2 separate regions of the Mus musculus genome follow, and region 1 is linked to region 2. The links are chromatin contacts, found by Hi-C or POLR2A ChIA-PET in ENCODE. All regions are on one chromosome and are shown on one strand. The core of a region is the stretch at or near the end of the contact, and the rest is flanking DNA. Distances in the headings are between cores, read along the strand shown. Region 1 has its middle 77 kb from the start of Pitrm1. Region 2 has its middle 38 kb from the start of Gm40660.

Evidence for each region. A loop is a pair of places that touch in the nucleus more often than their neighbours do. ChIA-PET counts read pairs that join two places held with the same protein, here RNA polymerase II (POLR2A).
Region 1: a map of left cerebral cortex shows a loop between it and region 2 (10-fold over the local background). The contact joins two enhancer-like sites. A Hi-C loop is called at or near these places in 1 of 37 maps with a recorded cell type or tissue (left cerebral cortex). POLR2A ChIA-PET finds 5 or more read pairs at or near these places in 1 of 5 experiments (Patski).

What each region holds. Positions count from the first base shown.
Region 1 is chr13:6,469,594-6,472,698 of GRCm38, forward strand. No RefSeq gene overlaps it. Among named protein-coding and RNA genes, the nearest start is that of Pitrm1, 77 kb to the right of the region's middle. Within about 2 kb of position 1,825, at least 2 of the 3 ENCODE cell types and tissues checked have a DNase peak (open chromatin) inside an H3K27ac peak, as active enhancers do; they include left cerebral cortex, where a contact is called at or near this core.
Region 2 is chr13:5,491,617-5,494,790 of GRCm38, forward strand. No RefSeq gene overlaps it. Among named protein-coding and RNA genes, the nearest start is that of Gm40660, 38 kb to the left of the region's middle. Within about 2 kb of position 1,362, at least 1 of the 3 ENCODE cell types and tissues checked has a DNase peak (open chromatin) inside an H3K27ac peak, as active enhancers do; it is left cerebral cortex, where a contact is called at or near this core.

The sequences.
Region 1 (3,105 bases), core at 575-3,074, 980 kb after region 2:
ACCTGCGATGAGTTTCCCCAGCAAGACTATAACTTGAGACTTATTTTCAAAACCAGCCTCGTCCAGTCCATTCAGAATGCAGAGCCCCTCCCAGGAGTTCTTTCTGCTCAGTGGAGGCTGAAACTGATGGGCAGTCAGCCAGGAAGTGCCTGAAGCTTTGGTTCAAAAATGAGATTCAGAGCATGTGTTGGACTGTGACAAGGGAAGTGAAGGACATCGCTCATGCTCACACATGCCTATGCCTGGGTTGTTCCTCTCAGAGGCTCTGTGGTACACTCCCACCATGCACTCTCTCTCCTCCTCCATCTCCTGAACCTTTCTCCCTCCCTCCTCTCTCCATGTTATTTATCTTCATCTCTCTTTATGTCACCACAATGTCTAATACACACACACTATGCAGGTTCACACATACACCCAGATACATACCTGCCCACACATACACACAGCATTATCACCACACGCATGGACACACCATACAGACACGTGTGTTCACAGGTGTGCCAACGCGCCTCATAGGCAGAGAGAGTCTTGAGGTCGGCAGCTTACTATGCAGGCTGTTAAGCTCTCATAAATACCTAGAATATCAAAAGACAGATTTGTCCAAGACCTGTGCATTTCCTATTTGTAGTTCACTAATTGTCTACTTTATGTGACTGCTAATGCTTACTCAATATGCAGGAAATTGACATAATGACAGAGTTGGATGTGTTCTCGGCCCTGGGGTTCTAATATGCCTGATTTCAGTCAGCATGCATAAACGTGGAGTATTCAGGGTCTCCGACATGATGAGGAGTTTACGGAGACTGGATTGCTTCTAGAAACACCCAAGACAACGAAACATGGCATGATATGATTGCCATGGTAACGAGGGTATTCCAAATGAAAATCACTACGGTGCATCACTAATTTAGGGCTCCACTAAACACCAAATAATATTTCTCTTAAGAATGCTGAGCTGTGGTTCCTGGTAATGCAGGGTCCTGTAGCAAATGCCACACTGCAGAAGAAAAGTACAGGGGAAATTCTCCGCATACTGTGCAGGGTTACTGTGGATACCCCAAGGGTGGGAGTCAGACCACATCCACTCATGGTGGTTCATTTAGAGAAGTTCTTAATATATTGCAACTGCGACATACACTAGTAATTTTCCAAACCTGGGATTTGGTTTAGAAATCAGCTCAAATCTGGTTGGCCCTTGTGTCTAGTCTAAGCTGAATCATTATTCCTGCATGTGGCTCAAACCGCATAATGGTATAAGAGGTGCAGGCATGAAAGGAACGTGTTAGAGGCACAGCTAGGAATCCGCAGCCAAGAGAGGCCCGATCCTGTCTATTTTCACACCCTGGCTGCTCATTGCATATGCAAAGAAGCAGCCTCAACTTTCTCAGGTCACACAGCATCAGCCTCGTGCCTCAAGCTCTTTTTCATTTTATTTGGATTGGTTCAAAGAAGAGGCTCCTTGCAAATCCTAATTCTCACCTCTGCAACGACAGGGCTAAATTAAAAGAAGAGCATTAGTCTGGTTTACTTTTCTTTCAGGGGTTTTCTAAGAAATGTTCCCTTCTATTTCTGCCCTCTGGTTCCTTTTTGTCTCCCTTAATAGTTGCCCACTGAAGGTCAAACACAGAAGACATGAAGCATAATGCGAACAGCGGGGATCCCAGAGACACACAGCCTGCATTCCGAAATCTACTTTGACTTTGAACTTGGCTTTGGAAAAGTTACAATTTGTTTTCAACCTGATCAGTAAAATCGAGGTCAGCTACATGAGAGGTGACTGGGGTGTGTCCGGTGTCCTGTCCATGCCCGCTAAGTGCTTGTCAGTCTCCATATGCCCTGCAGCCTACCTGAGGATTGAATGGGGTCCTTATGCTAGACCAAGTGGGAGCCTTTAGAAATCTTATAGACCCATTAGAAATCACCCTTACACTGCCCTGGAGAGTATCCGAGGGTTCTGTCCACAGGGGGTAAAAACGAGATCCTCCCTCATTAAGGCTATGCTATTAACTCGGAAGTTCTTGCACATTCGCTGAATGAACTTCCAAACAAAAAATAAAAAATTCTGTAGCTTAGAATCATAGTTTTCCTAAATGCTGAAATAATTTTATGCCATTTCCCCTACTAATTACCATCTCATTATTATTAGAAGAACGCTTTCCTTGAAATCAACACAATTTTTGCTCTAGTTCATTTTAGCCGCATGGCAGGAGGCCTCGGTGACTCCCATTCAGAGGAAGGTAGCGACACCTAGTGGTGTCTTACTCGAGATGCAATCCTTTCACTTCTACCTGGTTGGATGCCAGTATGAGGGTTGGCTCCTAGGAACTCAAAACATTAGTAAATACTTCGTTGCCTTGTGTTAGAGTCTTCCCGAATATATGCAGATAGTAAAATAAAATAAATCCTTGAGCATCTGAAGTTCTTGAGAACACTTGACCTCAATGAACCTGATCCAAAATCCTCTCTGCGATAAGCTCCCTGGGTCATCAGACAAAATGGATTTCCTATCCCCAGGAGTTTATGAGTTGTCACGGCAACCAAGAAGTTCTTTCTTTTGTTTTGAGGTGGTGTCTCATATATCCCAGGCTAGCCTCAAACTCATTATATAGCATGGAGGCCTTTTAACTTCTGCTCCTTCCGTACTCCCTTGCAACTTTGGATTACAACCTTGTTCACACGGTGCTAGGGAAGGAGCCCAGAGCCCTATGCATAAAATTATGTGTGTGTGTGTGTGTGTGTATTTAACTTTAAATGAACTTCCATTCTTTATGTAATAACTTCCTAATGAAGCCAACTATAACGTGGGAATTATTAATTGAACATCCTTCATTTCACAGGGACTTTCTGCCTACACCCTTGCATGATGAACTAACTAGTGGGTACTGCCATCATTTCTCTGCATCCTGAAAAAAAAAAGCTAACACGAGACACAGAAGAGGCCTAATAGCTCTTCATATTCTGAAAGCAGGACTTTGTGATAAGGAATTCTCAGTGGGAAGAGTCATGTGCATGTTCCCCGCACAAACACAGACCGCAAAGATGTGGATTATAAGTGAATCATTAATAAACATGTGTGCATACTCTTCTGTTGGTTGGATTGATCCC
Region 2 (3,174 bases), core at 112-2,611:
TTTTTTAAAACTGAAGACATGTCATCTTCAGACATGTCTGTATCTTCTATTTTTAGTTCTTGGTAACCACCATCCTATTTTCTACATATATGACTACTGGAGGTATCTCATAAGTGAATAAAATAATATTTGTTGATTTATTACTGGCTTGTTTTACTCAACATAATGTTCTCAAAGTTGATACATATTGTATCAAGCATCAGAATTACCTCAATCTAGCTAAACAACTTTCCATTCTCTATGTGTGCCACATGGTTTGCTTATTTGTTTATTACTATTTAAGTATTGGGTTTCCTCCATGTTTTAATTGCTATGAGTAATTATACTATCAACACAGGTATAAAGATATCTCTCAGAGACTGTACATTCTCAGAACTGAAATTTCTGGATCATATGGTAGTTCTTTTTTCAAATTTTTAAGACCCAATAATACTGTTTTCCTCTTCAGACATAGCATTTCATAAATTCACCAACAGACTGCGTATTGTTCTGGTTTCTTTATCCACATACTTTGTTCTCCATGGTGGTCATCATAAATAAAATTAAATTTAACAGTAGAGTACTAATGATGTGTTAGCTCATTCAAGAAAAAGAGAGAAATGATTTTTAAAACATGATTCGAGATTGAAAGAAACAGAAAAAAAGCATAAATTTTGAAGTGATTGAGGCAGTCATAAAAATATATACAAAACTTTCTGACGAGACATTTGAAAGTCTAGAGGAAATGGATTATTTCCCAGAAAAATATGGATTGCCAAAATTCACCCAAGAAGAAAGGGGAAACTTAAATACACCAGTTACCATAAAAGAGTTTAGAAAAAGATGCTTAAAGATCTATCATTGAAAAAGGCAGTGGGAACAGATGGCCACCCAGCTGAGGTTTATGTAACATGCATTTTATATAACCTTTAAGAAAGAGAGCTGTTCAAAGTTAAATTATTTCAGGCCTTAGGGGAAAAAAGATAAAAGACTTCCCCAGTTCATTTTACAAAGGCAATATAACATTCAAAATAGGAAAATTGAACAATAAAAGATGATTATAAAAAGATGTTGTTCATGAACAAAGATGAAAATACATTAAAATGTGAGTAACTATGTTATGGCCATGTTCCTTTTATGTGTTTTGTTGTTGTCACATAAGTAACATATTCAATGGATGATTTTGTGTCAAAAAATAACAGAAATGAAGTAAAGACAAAGGCACTCTACCATGGCCTCATGAAGCTTTCTGTCTAGCATGAGGAATATGAGAGTGAAAGAGGTAAACACACACTTGATACATCAGATGATGATTCAGCAAAAAGAGAAAACTGAGCAGAGATATAGATAGGTGCTAAGAGGAAAGTTAGCCACTTTGGATTACGTATACCTTTTATCAGAGAATTTGCTCTGCTAGTATGGAGGCTGGAGCAGACCAGAGAGCACTGTTTGGGATTAATGCAGAGTAGATAACACAAGAAACCAGTGAAGAATGCCATAAGGTACCAGGACCACAGTGCACCTGCTGCAAAGCAAGATCAGAAGAAGGCAGGGAAATACAGAGAAAGAAAATAGTGCTGAGATCATGCAGGGCATTAAGTAAAACAATGAGTCTCCCATGAAAGAGGAGTGCAGCACTTTTAACATGGAGCTGGAGTTATTTAACTTCTGTCTCAGAAGTTAAAATGGCTCTGACCAGTAGAGTGAGACTGAAGTACAGAAACCAAATGGGGGTGTTTTCTGGTGCCTAACATAGGGCTTCAGATGCCTTGGATAGCAATAGTGACAGTGAAAGTGTTAGGAAATGCTGAGGAGGTGTGTGTGTGTGTCTAATTGTGTTTGTGTGTGTGTTTCTGTATGTATATCTGTCTGAATGAGTGTATTTGTGTGTGTATAATTGTGTTTGCGTGTGTGTATTTGTGTGTGTATGTTGGTATATATGTGTGTGTTTGTGTGTGCATATGTGTATATGTTTCTATATGTGTGTGTGTTTGTGTATGTATCTGTGCGTATGAGTGTGGTTTTGTGTATATATGTGCACATATATATGTATGTATATGTGTGTGTGAATGTGTGTATGTGTGTTTGTGTGTGCATATGTTTACATATACCTGTGTATGTGTATGTTTGTGTGTAAGTATAATATATGTGTGTTTGTTTGTGTTTGTATGTGTATGTGTGCATGTGTGTATGTGTGTTCGTATATGTATATATGTGTAGGTTTATCTGTGTATGTGTCTGTATTTGTGTGTATGTGTGTGTGTGTATGTGTAAGTATGTTTGTATGTATTTATGTATGTGCAAATATGATGTGTGTGTTTGTGTGTGTATGTGTGTATATGTGTGTCTCTATGTATGTGCACATATTTATTTAAATGTGTGTACATTATTATATATGTTAAAAATATATAAAGTGTTTATATGTGAAATATGGAAATTCATATATATGTATGTGTTAAATATAAACATGCATTTAAGATAGATTGGAAAAGGGAAAGGGCTGTGGAAATAAAATATAATTGGTGATGAGATTTGCAAATTTAGCTAAGATTTGCTCTTTTTTTTCTTTCATCTTCAGTCTAACAGATGTGGGCATGGAGTGGAAGAAAGATTAATCATTATTTGGTCATGTAAAATCCATTATGTAAGGACAAAAATCAAACAGATATAAAAGTTTATTAAGAGAGATGTTTAATAAAGCTCCCTTTAGACATTCTTCTTTATAGTTTTCTTTTTTAAAATGAAAATTGCTGGCTTGCTTTGCTAATTTATTTTTCTATATGCTAAAGTGAAAACTCTGTTTTAATTGAAATCAGAACTGGATATGTATTTGTACTTTTATGTCTTAATCTAATAATGCCTTCAACAACCAAGCCTTTGTAATGAGATACATAATTTAATAAATTGGACAAAGTTCTGAGAAGATAAAAATATCTCCTTTTCAGGACATAAGTTTCTAACTAGAAAGCTCAGGAGGATATAAACTACTGGAGTTAAGACAAAAATTCATTAAGGTGAACAGAAAGAAGGCAAATGCACAAAATCTGAGGTTTGCTCTTAATAATGAGAGAATGAAGTGAGAAATAATAGTGAGAATGGTATGTAACTTTAAGATATAGATTTCATGAGAAGGAAACTATATATTTGAGCAAAATACTGCTTTGTTAAGGAATATAACATATCAAACAATAGAAA